2 separate regions of the Homo sapiens genome follow, and region 2 is linked to region 1. Evidence: chromatin contacts called from ENCODE Hi-C or POLR2A ChIA-PET data. All regions are on one chromosome and are shown on one strand. The core of a region is the stretch at or near the end of the contact, and the rest is flanking DNA. Distances in the headings are between cores, read along the strand shown. Region 1 overlaps INPP4A (inositol polyphosphate-4-phosphatase type I A). Region 2 overlaps MGAT4A (alpha-1,3-mannosyl-glycoprotein 4-beta-N-acetylglucosaminyltransferase A).

What was found. A loop is a pair of places that touch in the nucleus more often than their neighbours do. ChIA-PET counts read pairs that join two places held with the same protein, here RNA polymerase II (POLR2A). Pooled maps may share reads with other maps.
Region 2: a map with no recorded cell type shows a loop between it and region 1 (8-fold over the local background). The contact joins two enhancer-like sites. A Hi-C loop is called at or near these places in 3 of 37 single-sample maps with no recorded cell type and 3 of 50 pooled maps. POLR2A ChIA-PET finds 5 or more read pairs at or near these places in 3 of 52 experiments (WTC11, activated CD4-positive, alpha-beta T cell and activated T-cell).

What each region holds. Positions count from the first base shown.
Region 1 is chr2:98,477,740-98,482,855 of GRCh38, forward strand. The region is part of intron 1 of INPP4A (inositol polyphosphate-4-phosphatase type I A); the gene reads left to right. Among named protein-coding and RNA genes, the nearest start is that of INPP4A, 35 kb to the left of the region's middle. Within about 2 kb of position 2,357, at least 18 of the 41 ENCODE cell types and tissues checked have a DNase peak (open chromatin) inside an H3K27ac peak, as active enhancers do.
Region 2 is chr2:98,707,135-98,712,250 of GRCh38, forward strand. The region is part of intron 2 of MGAT4A (alpha-1,3-mannosyl-glycoprotein 4-beta-N-acetylglucosaminyltransferase A); the gene reads right to left. It overlaps LOC124906050 (a long non-coding RNA gene), which reads left to right. Exons shown (of 3, transcript XR_007087149.1): 3 at 413-683. Among named protein-coding and RNA genes, the nearest start is that of MGAT4A, 21 kb to the right of the region's middle. Within about 2 kb of position 2,642, at least 5 of the 41 ENCODE cell types and tissues checked have a DNase peak (open chromatin) inside an H3K27ac peak, as active enhancers do.

The DNA.
Region 1 (5,116 bases), core at 1,107-3,606:
ACCCTGCCTTTTACCTCTCCCTGCCCTGTGTGGGTCTTGCCCAGGAGACAGCGGTTGGATGAGGGAGGAGAGGCTAAGGGCCCCTCTAATGTGGACAGCCTGGGCCCTGCTGTGGGAAGAGAGCCACATGGCATGGATTGGAAATGGAGAGGGCAGAATTTGAGTCAGGAGGACCACCAGCAGCCGTGCTAGCTCTTGAGGCCTAGGTCTTCTGGCCTTTAAAATGGGACTGGAGTGGGAGGTGGATTCAGTGCGAGTGCAGTCCCTGCGGCCTACAACCTACTGTTATTGTGCGGTGCTGGTCTCCAAACTCCAGGTCTATTTTGTAGCCTATTGAGGAACTGCCTCTGATCTCCCTAAAATAGGATGTGCTATTTTGGACACTGCCGTAGGTGGGAGGGATGTGTGTTTAAAGCTAAAATAGAGCGCACTTTAATTTGCGGGTGTTTCCTTTTTCTTTCTCAGCCACACTGTGTTTAAGTCACAGTGTCCTCCCTCCCACCCAGGAGCACAGCCTCAGGCAGGCCCTGCTCTTGGTGGAGGCCTCGTCATGACTGATGAGGGAGGTGGCCACCAGAGAGGAGGATTCCTGTCGCTTGGGACCAGGACTGCTCCAAGTCCAGGGAGCTTTTACAAGGCTCTGTTCCTGGATGGCTTCTCTGCCGATCTGAGGTCCAGGGTGTGAGAAGCTGAGCCAGCCTTGCAGTCCAGCTGAGTGCCTCTCCACCAGACCTGCGCTGCTGTTAGAGTCAAGGCGAGGCAGGGCTGTGGGGGTAGGGGTGGCAGAGCACACCCCTGATCCCTAGTTAGTGGAGTTAACTCTGGGCACTCCCTCCCCCGACTTTCTTTGCAACAAATCATGGTGATCTCTTTTGACCTTTTTGATGGTTACCAATGTGGCTGTGAAGAGGGTCCCTGCCCCAGCTGGGGAGAATAGGGTGAATGGGAGTAGGAAGGTTGAGGGGGTGAGGGTAGAAGGGTGTGATGGATTTCCGAGAAGGTTGCAGGTATGTGTCTGTCCTATTCTGTCCTGACTTACTCTGCATTCAGTTCTAGCTGAGCATGAATGCAGCCCGCACCCATGACTTTCTGTGGTGGTGCTATTTTTCTGTTTTTTGAAAAGAAAGAGGTCCGGTTTTTTTGTAGATTGTTAGGACTTAACTGGAAATAATTGTGTAAGTCTTCAGGCATCTTTCGAAGATGGCAGGCTAGAGATAGCTACTCCAACTTGAATGCCTAGCAGTCACCTAGAAGACTTGTTCAATGCAGATACTGGGCCCTACCCACAGGGAGTCAGCCTTCATAGGTCGGGCACTTCCTCCCGGCTCCTGGGTGGTACTGCTACTGCCAGTTCACAGACCACACTTCCAGTTGCCCTAGAGTGCTTGTTCCTGTTCCACTCCCCACTCAAGATATTATTCGCTGATTTTTATCACCTTCCCCAAACTAGGCTACTTATTTTGGTGCTAATTGGTGGCACTTCTAATTTTAGAAGTGTGGGGAGGTGCTCCTGTCCCCATTTGGCTGCAGTGGTGCTGATGGGGGGTATCTGCTGTGCCTTGGGTGGGAACTTCTCCTGTGTGTGCTTCGTGAGATATCCCGAGGCTACCCTACTTTGATGAGTTGAGCAAGGTGTCTTAGAAGCCAGGCGCTGACTGCTCTATCATAATTAGAAGACAGTTAGCAATAAATACATAGTCAGTGGCATCTCTGCATGGGGATGGCTGGTTTGAAGCAGCTTGCTCCAGCCATGGGAAACAGAGTTTTGACCCTACTATTTATGAACTGACAGTGTGGGCTGCATCAGGATCTTTCCAGGTATGCCAGGAGGCACAGAACCCACGTATAACCTGCAGCCCACAGTTTCTGTGACACAGAAAGTGTGGTCAGGTGCTGGGAAATCATTGTCTCATAGATAAAACATCTGACACGCACCAGCTTTTCTGAAACAACTAATGGTTGCAAATGGAATTCGGGGTACACAGGATAGCAACAGATTTCTTCCTGTCCTTGAAGAAAACTGTCTCCTTTGTCCCTGTTTGACCAACTTCGATTGAGCTGGAGCCCTTTGTGCCTGGCCCTGGGCTGTCCCTTCTGTCAGGGTCTCTGTCTGGTACAGGGGTCAGCTCTCCCTTGGGCTGTGCACTTACCTAAAACTGCCTCCCAGACACCTAGTTTGTGACTTCCTAGAAAGCCTGAGACAGGAAGCTATTTTCTTAAGGCTTTAGAAACTGCCCCCAAACAGCACAGAATGGCAGGGTCCTGCCCCCAGGGAGTGCTGCTTGAGGTCTGTTTCCTGCAGTCAGGGCTTCCAGCCAGCTTGCTGTCCTTGCCAGCACCTCCTCTGCTGCCCGCTAGACACGGAGCCTCTGGCTGACACCCTCCCTGCCAGCCCCAGAGGCCTGCCTTCTCAGCCTCTGCTGAAACTAAAGCTTTTTTTCTGTTTCTGTAGGGCATTGGGTGGAGCCTTGCCAGGGGCTCCTGGTTCTGACTGTCTTGGGTGGGTGGGGAACTCAGCCCTGAGAGGTTGGCTCACTGAGCATTTACCATATGCTGGGCATTGGGCCAGATGTCTGTCTAGGATCAGTTTATTAATCCCCAGCTACCTGATGAGGTAATTATTATTCATTTCCATTTTGCAGAGGAGGGAAGGGATGCTCAGAGAGAGGTGGAGTGACTTACCAGATTTTTATCTGGTGCCCTATCATATGCTCTTACGACACAGAGCAGCTTTTTGCTGTAGAAAGGACTGTCGTCATTTTACCTGTGTTAGGAACATCATCACTGACTGTGGTTCCCCTGCACTGACATTCTGGGCATTAAGGGCTGAGTCTGGGCTCTTTCTCCTATGGGTGTCTGTCCTCTCACTTGGCCCCAGGCCTTGGTGACCCTCTGTGCACTGAAGGAGTAAATGACTGAGGTGGCCAGCTAGCTCCCGTGCATTTGCACACATGGTCCCTCACTCCTGGCCCCCATCCCTTGCCAGGCAGAATGTGCCCGTCTCCAGTCCCTTGCATTGCTGGCAGCCTCAGACCGGAGAGCACTGAATCTTCCACTAGCCTGTCTTCTTGCCAGCTGCAGCCCCAGGGCGCGTGTGTCCGTCTCCGCAGCCAAACTCCCCCTGTGCTGGCCTGTGGAGGGTGAGTGGGGGGCAGGGTGCCGCACACTCTGGACCCTTCCAGCCCCAGGAAGGAGTTGTGGTGCTGCACGTGCTCCATTCTCACATGCTTCTCAGGCTGCAGGCTGTGCATTACCAGTGTGCAGTTTAGGAAACTGAGGCCCAAAGAGAGCAAAGCAGCACCTGGGGACTGACCTTGAGTTACACAGGTGTGCTTCAAGTTCTTCTGCTAGTTACCTTTCAATGCCAACACTGGGGAGGGGGTGTCCTAACAAAACATAATTTAATCAGAGCACTGTGAACTTTTCCTGCATCTGACACGTCCCTCTCAAGGTGGAGGGTGTCACCACCTGCTGCCCATTGTAATCCCTCACCCCACAGAGAGGCCAGGAAGTGAACAGGAGACTTGGAGGAATGTGGACCTGGTGTGATCCTGTGTGGAGCAAGGATGTCTTCCTCTGAAAATTCCCTGGGGGGAAAGAAATGGCATACATTTCCTATACCAGTGGGGGCTTGGTCCCTTGGCACGCATAAATCGACCACTCTTGGCAGCCAGAACCCTCGCTCCTCCAGTTTTATTCTGGTTGCCTGTGGCTCTTGGATAATCCTGTGGTCTCTTTGGGGTGCTGGTTTCTTTAGGGAGCTGCATTTGGCTTAAGGCTGGCATATGTTTTAGCTATCTGAAGTGGTTTTAGATATAAAGATTCAGTGACAGAATTCTCTATATAAAATGATTATATCACATTGAGCCTCAGTAACAGATTAATGGGGAAGGAAGGATTTATTATGTTTCCAAGTGATCCAATGTGAGCAAGCAGGCTTTGTACCAGGGGAGAATTCTAAGTGCTTGTCCTCCCTGTGGAATTGTGTTTTGCAGAATCCCAGGAAGACAGGGAGGCTGTGACAGCCTGTAAATGTGATGCTCAGCTGGCCTTGAGTGTCAGCTAGCTTGCTGGTCTTCAGGGTGCTCCCTGTCCACGCACCACCTCTGGCTGGGCTTTCCGTTCTCTAGTGAAAGGTTTTCTCAGCAGCACCTTTGCCTCTCCTTCTCCCTTCATTACGAGTTTGCCATGTTGGAGTTGGATTGTTTGATGTCTTGTCCTGGCTTAACAACTCAACACTGTGTACTTTAAAAGCTCCAAGTTTAGGCTCACACCTGTAATCCCAGTTTTTTGGGAAGCTGCAGTGGGAGGATCACTTGAGGCAAGGAGTTTGAGACCAGTTTAGTTGACAGAGTAAGATCCTGTCTTTAAAATAAATATAATTTTTTAAACTTGAAATTTAAGCAGAAGCCACGTTAAAGTGGCACAGCAGGTGATGTGAGGGACCCTGTTGGGCCACCTTGCTGTAAAATGTTTTCTGTATCCTGCTTTTTTCCTCTTTGCCTTTACACCTGTGGTTCCCACATTATTGGGCTGAGACTCTGGAGATCTGGGTAAAATCCCATCCTAGAGGGACAGCAGGTTAAATCACTTTTCCTATCTTGGCCAGCTGTGGTTTAGCTTATTGGCACCAGTCAGAGCAGGGCCTCAAGGGATGTTAGGATTGGTTGCACCTGGTTCAGAATATGGGGCCCTGCAAGGAGGGCAGTCTGAAGAAGAGTGGGATTAAAAACGAAAGCAGCCAACAGAAAGGTGGGCACCTAGAGGCAGGTGCAACTGGCTGTCCTGGAAAGCAGAGAGGGGCAGCTGTGGGCCTCTGTGCAATGGCCCCTCCACTTGTCACACCTGCCAGAATGGAGGTGTCTCCCCAGTGGGCCTGTCACAGGGAGGCCAGCGACCAGCCAGTCAGTGCTGACAGTAGGCAAGTGTGGTTGACATCCAGGGATGAGCCTCTGAGCAACCCTGGGATGTGATGCAAAAAGATATATGTGTCCTCTTGCATTTAAGAGAAATGCAAAGCTTTTGATCTAAGCTTACACTTGAAAAAATTATACTTACATTGCTTTTTTGAAAATAAGTGAAAGCATAATAGAGGTTGAACATCCCTGATCTGAAA
Region 2 (5,116 bases), core at 1,392-3,891, 230 kb after region 1:
AACCTGGGAGGCAGAGGTACAGTGAGCTGAGATCACGTCATTGCACTCCAGCCTGGGTGACAGAGAGAGACCCTGTCTCCATTTTTTTAAAAAATGAAAAATCTGAGTAATAGGAATATAGGTGTTTCTGTATCATTTAGTATACTTTTCTGTATAATTTTTTAAAATTTAAATGGGGTAGGGTGGCATGCAGGCATGGCCTCTGCCTCCTTAAGAAGCTCATTGTTTAAACTCTAGCCTAGTTTATTTTTGCTGGCTGCTAGCAATCACTGCTTCTTTTTATAAGTGCTCATGCTCACAAAACACCCAATGAATATCTGTCCCCAAATGTCAAGCTCTGCCATCTGCAATAGCCACTTTCTCGTCCTTTAATAACAATCATAATGGTATCTGCCTTTATTTTACCTCCTAGCACTTCTCCCGATGTTACAGCTCCTCTACAATCAACAGCGGAATGAGAGGGGAGAAAAAAATCATACCAGTCTCATGAGAGCTAAAATGACCCTCCCAAGATGAAAGAGCAAGCTACAAGAGAACCAAGGTCTCCAGACTCTAGCGTCTCCCCAGTGATAGCACAGCCATTATTCCTCAGGAAAAGAAAACCATGAACAGCATCTGGAGAGGTCAATCACTTCCACAACCACCCTGCCTGTCCCTTCTGAGAAGGGACCAAATCCTACCATTCCAGAGCAAGGCTGCTCATGTGTAATCTCCGGAGTCCTTTCTGGATCTTCTCTATGACTTAATCCAAACAGTGAGACATCTGTTTGAATTCCACCATTCCACAACATACCTAACCCTCAACAGGACTCGCTTTTAGAAAATGGTTTCAAAGTAACTTAAGTTCCACACTGTGAATCTACATTTTCTGGCTATTTATAAATTTGTTGCCAGTTGCCTCAAGTTTACTTTAATCAACTGTAATAGACCAAAATATATAAGTTAAGCCTACGACATCCTCCCCTATGATGCAGTCAATGTTAGGGGTATTTTAGTGAGCTCAGTTTTTTTTTTTTAAGAGATGGGTCTCACTATGTTGCCCAGGCTGGTCTCGAACTCCTGGTCTTATGGGATCCTCCCACCTTGGCCTCCCAAAGTGCTGGGATTACAGGCGTGAGCCACCGCACCCCGCCAGTGAGCACAGCTGACAACAAGCTGCTTTTCAGGTCCGTGATAAAAGGAAAATATTATAAGATTAATGAGATTTACTAATTAGATATACTCGCTGATAATGTGTTTTATTTTAATGAAAAGCCATGAGATTTATAAGTACCCTCCTCTGCATCAAAACAATAAACCTGAAATCCTAAAGTCTAACATTATGTGTAATTATTTCTAGAAAAAAAAAGTTATACCTGCCGTAAACTTTGGCATATATTTTGCTAGGAAGACACTTCAGCAGTTACACTTAGTAACAAAACAAAGATCCACTGCCTCACTCCAGTTAACACGTGCCTCTTCCAGAAATACCAGCAACCAGTAATGTAGATGCTTCCATTTAAAGGGAACGTTGCTGGAGTAAACAACAGATTTTTGCATGATTCAAGTATCCTTTAACTAATGGCAGCATGAACTGATTTTTCAACCTAAAAACAACAGTTAAACTGGTTGTTTAACCATCAGGTTAAACTAGTTTTTTGCCAGCTTTCTTAAATTGAAACTGTGCACTTAAAAAGAAATGCAACATAAACAATAGGGTGAGAATATAATTAAATACTAGCTAAGAAGATACAGTTTTGTAAAAAGTATACAAAGAAATCACATTGGGTGACAGACAACGTGAGCATCCCAGAAGCTCATCTGTGGAGGACTCATCCAGAGAACACGGCTCTACTGCCCTGGAGGCAGTGGGCATTCCCTGAGAGCCGATTCAGGCTGTACACCCCATGGAGTCAGACACACCTAGGTTCAGACCTTCTTTCTGAATTCACTTTCTAGTCATCTCATATAGCTGGATTAAGTACTTTGCTAATTGCCTGAGTGTCTTCATGTCAAACAGGGATATTAATACTCACTTCCTTCCCTAGAGCTGTAGTGTGGACTAAATGAGACCACGGAGAAAAAGGCGGTCTACAAAGGGTACTCTTCACTGCTCCCAAACACCAACTCTAAGCTTGTTTTCAGTCTATAAGCTACAGGCTTATTTCCCCTGAAATGACAGCACCATACAGCAATAATGGAGGTCCAATCGGTTCTATTATTTCTCTGCACAACTGTCTACAAACAAATGGGACTTTATTACTGATTTAAAAAGGGGAAAACAGGAATGGACAAAGGATAGATTTTGTCTATTTTAGGGAGAATGTTGCAGAATTACAAAAGAGGCAACAAGATAAATGCATATTATGAGGCGCAACAAAAATAAGACATTTTACAAGTCTTGAAGTTCAAGTTTTTAAGTTTAACTTACACCAACTTAATGAAAGAACAACCCAGTAGAAGGGAAAAACCTAACATGGTAGCCAACCACTGGACATCCAGTTCAGGAGTATGAGATTTCCTGGAACATTTACCTCCTTTTTCCACAACTCACACACAGGATTTGTGAAGAATGTTTTTCAAAATTTTTGGTACTTTGAAACAGCAACCAAGCTGCCAACAGAAGCCTCTCTACACACAAGCTTGCCAGGACAAACAAAGGGGTAAATTCAAGCCATGACTGGCCATCTGCCACAGCATAAAGCAAGAGATAAACTAGTTGGCAAACTCTTTCCCTAGCCCACAACACTTTTCACATTCTCCTTTAAGTAAGAAATTCAGGCTACCCAGTTTCCCTATAAAACTCCAGTCCTATTAGAACTTCACTTTAGTGAGCTGGAGTTCACCAACACAGAGCAAAGTCTTAGCCATCAATGAAATCTCACTGAAAAGGAGAGTAGAGCAACATGACTGGTTAAATTGGAAAAAAAAACAATCAATGACCATTTCCCAAAAACAACAGGAACACTTTTGTCCATCACTAACCCTCATAGACACCCAAATTTTGAAGTCTCTAAAACAACTCCTCGTGAAAGGAACTAGGATCTTAAGACATAGCTAATTCCACATCATCAGACAGGAAAATAAAAACCAGGATGGGTCTGCAAGCATGGAAACAGGGTAAGAATGCAAGAGTGCTTTCAAGGATGTCAGGGGAGAATGCAGAAGAGGCAAAGAAAACAGCCTAACATGGTATCCGGTAGCCAGGTTGTGACAATGTAGATATTAAAAGAAAACAAATTATATTTAGTGGATATACATTTGAAAACAAAAAAAGTTATTCCAAAAAAGTTGAAATGCAAAAATTTAAAGACAAGGAATATGATTAATTTTGTGTCAGTTTGGGTTGTTGTTGTTTTTTGTTTTGAGACAGTCTCACTCCATCACCTAGGCTGGAGTGCAGTGGCCCGAACTCGGCTCACTGCAAACTTCACCTCCCCAGTTCAAGTGATTCTCCTGCCTCAGCCTCCTGAGTAGGTGGAACTACAGGCACGCACCACCATGCCTGGCTAATTTTTGTATTTTTAGTACAGATGGGGGGCGGGGAGGCGGACAGTTCACCATGTTGCCCAGGCTAGTCTTGACCTCCGGAACTCAAGTGATCTACCAAAGTGCTGGGATTACAGGCGTGAGCTACTGTGCCCAGTAATTTTTTTCTGAATTTGAATAAGTAGAAGACAGTCAATACATTTGTTATTTCCTTCCTCTAATAAGTATGTCTGCTTATATAGAAAATTTTGTCTATCTGTGTGTACAATAATGAAGGAAGGAAAAAGGAAGTTCTGTGCAAACCCACAGTTTTGGAGCAAAATAAGAAGTATAAGAAGAACGGCGGGTGGGGAGGAAGATAAGCACAGTGGTCACATAAAGAAGTTGGGTTAAAAAAAAATCAGTGATCTGTCGTAAAATAACCAAGATGCTAGACTAGACCTCTTGTCTGAGAAGAAGAAAAAAACTCTAAGTGGCCTTCTAATCAGAAGATCCCAACAAGAAATGCTTAAGTTTGCAATCTCTCTACTAAGTCGATATAATGACAAGTGGTCGGTAAGGAATGCTATTCCATAGGGGAAACACCAGCCTGGGCAAAACTAAAATCTATATGATAAATTTGAGCTCAAAAGGCCTCATTAAACTAACAAGTTAATTTGGAAAAAAAAAAAAAAAAAAGGACCCAGACAACAAGTAACCTAGATTTAAATTACATCGGGGGAAGCAACCAGGTTCCTGGCCCCTACTCAATGCTCAGTCAATAATCCTGATCACATTTGACACGAATGGTCCCAGAAGACACTCACTTTTTTATTTTCCAGCTTGATGAGATTTCTAAAATCCCAGAAAGGTATAAAAATGAGAATTACTATTAACTTTAGGAAGGTTTAGAGATGAAGAAATTAATGAAAAAGCCCATAGTATTGCTAATTAATAATAAGTTTAAATATAAATATGGTAGTTTTACAATATTTGTGCTTGTTTTTATATTGATTGAGGTGTTTGAAGTTCAAAAAAAAAATCAGCTAACCACTTAAGTAACTTACAAGAGAAAAAAAGACATGTGTTCACACGTGCATAAGTACCACGTTAGCCTCAATCATGGCTCACTGCAGCCTCAACCTCCCAGTCCTCAAGCAATCCTCCTGCCTCAGCTTCCTCAGTAGCTGGGACCACAGACAAAAGCCATCACACTCGGCTAATTTTTACATTTTTTGTAGAGATGGAGTCTTACTTTGTTGCCCAGGCTCATTTCAAGGGATCCTCCTGCCTCAACTTCCCAAAGTGTTGGGATTATGGGCATGAGTCACCACACACAGCAGGATATTTTATAGCAAGTAAAATTTAGGATAAAGTAGTAACATAATGACACTCTTCACCAGAAATTCCTGCCGAGCCCTTCAGATCTCTCGTCACCTTTACTGCTACCATCCCTGCTCCCAGCTCTAACAGTCCCTGTCCCCTCCTCATTCCCTCAGTCTCCTCCACTCTTCTCCATCCTTCGTGCATCTGGACCTGTATTCATCAGACCAAACACTACACGTGCCCACTCCTTGGTTCAATCCAACATCCACCTTCCCTATTAACACAGCGAATACCTTTCTCCCCCATTAAATTCCTATCTTCTTTTCAGACCAACTCCAACACC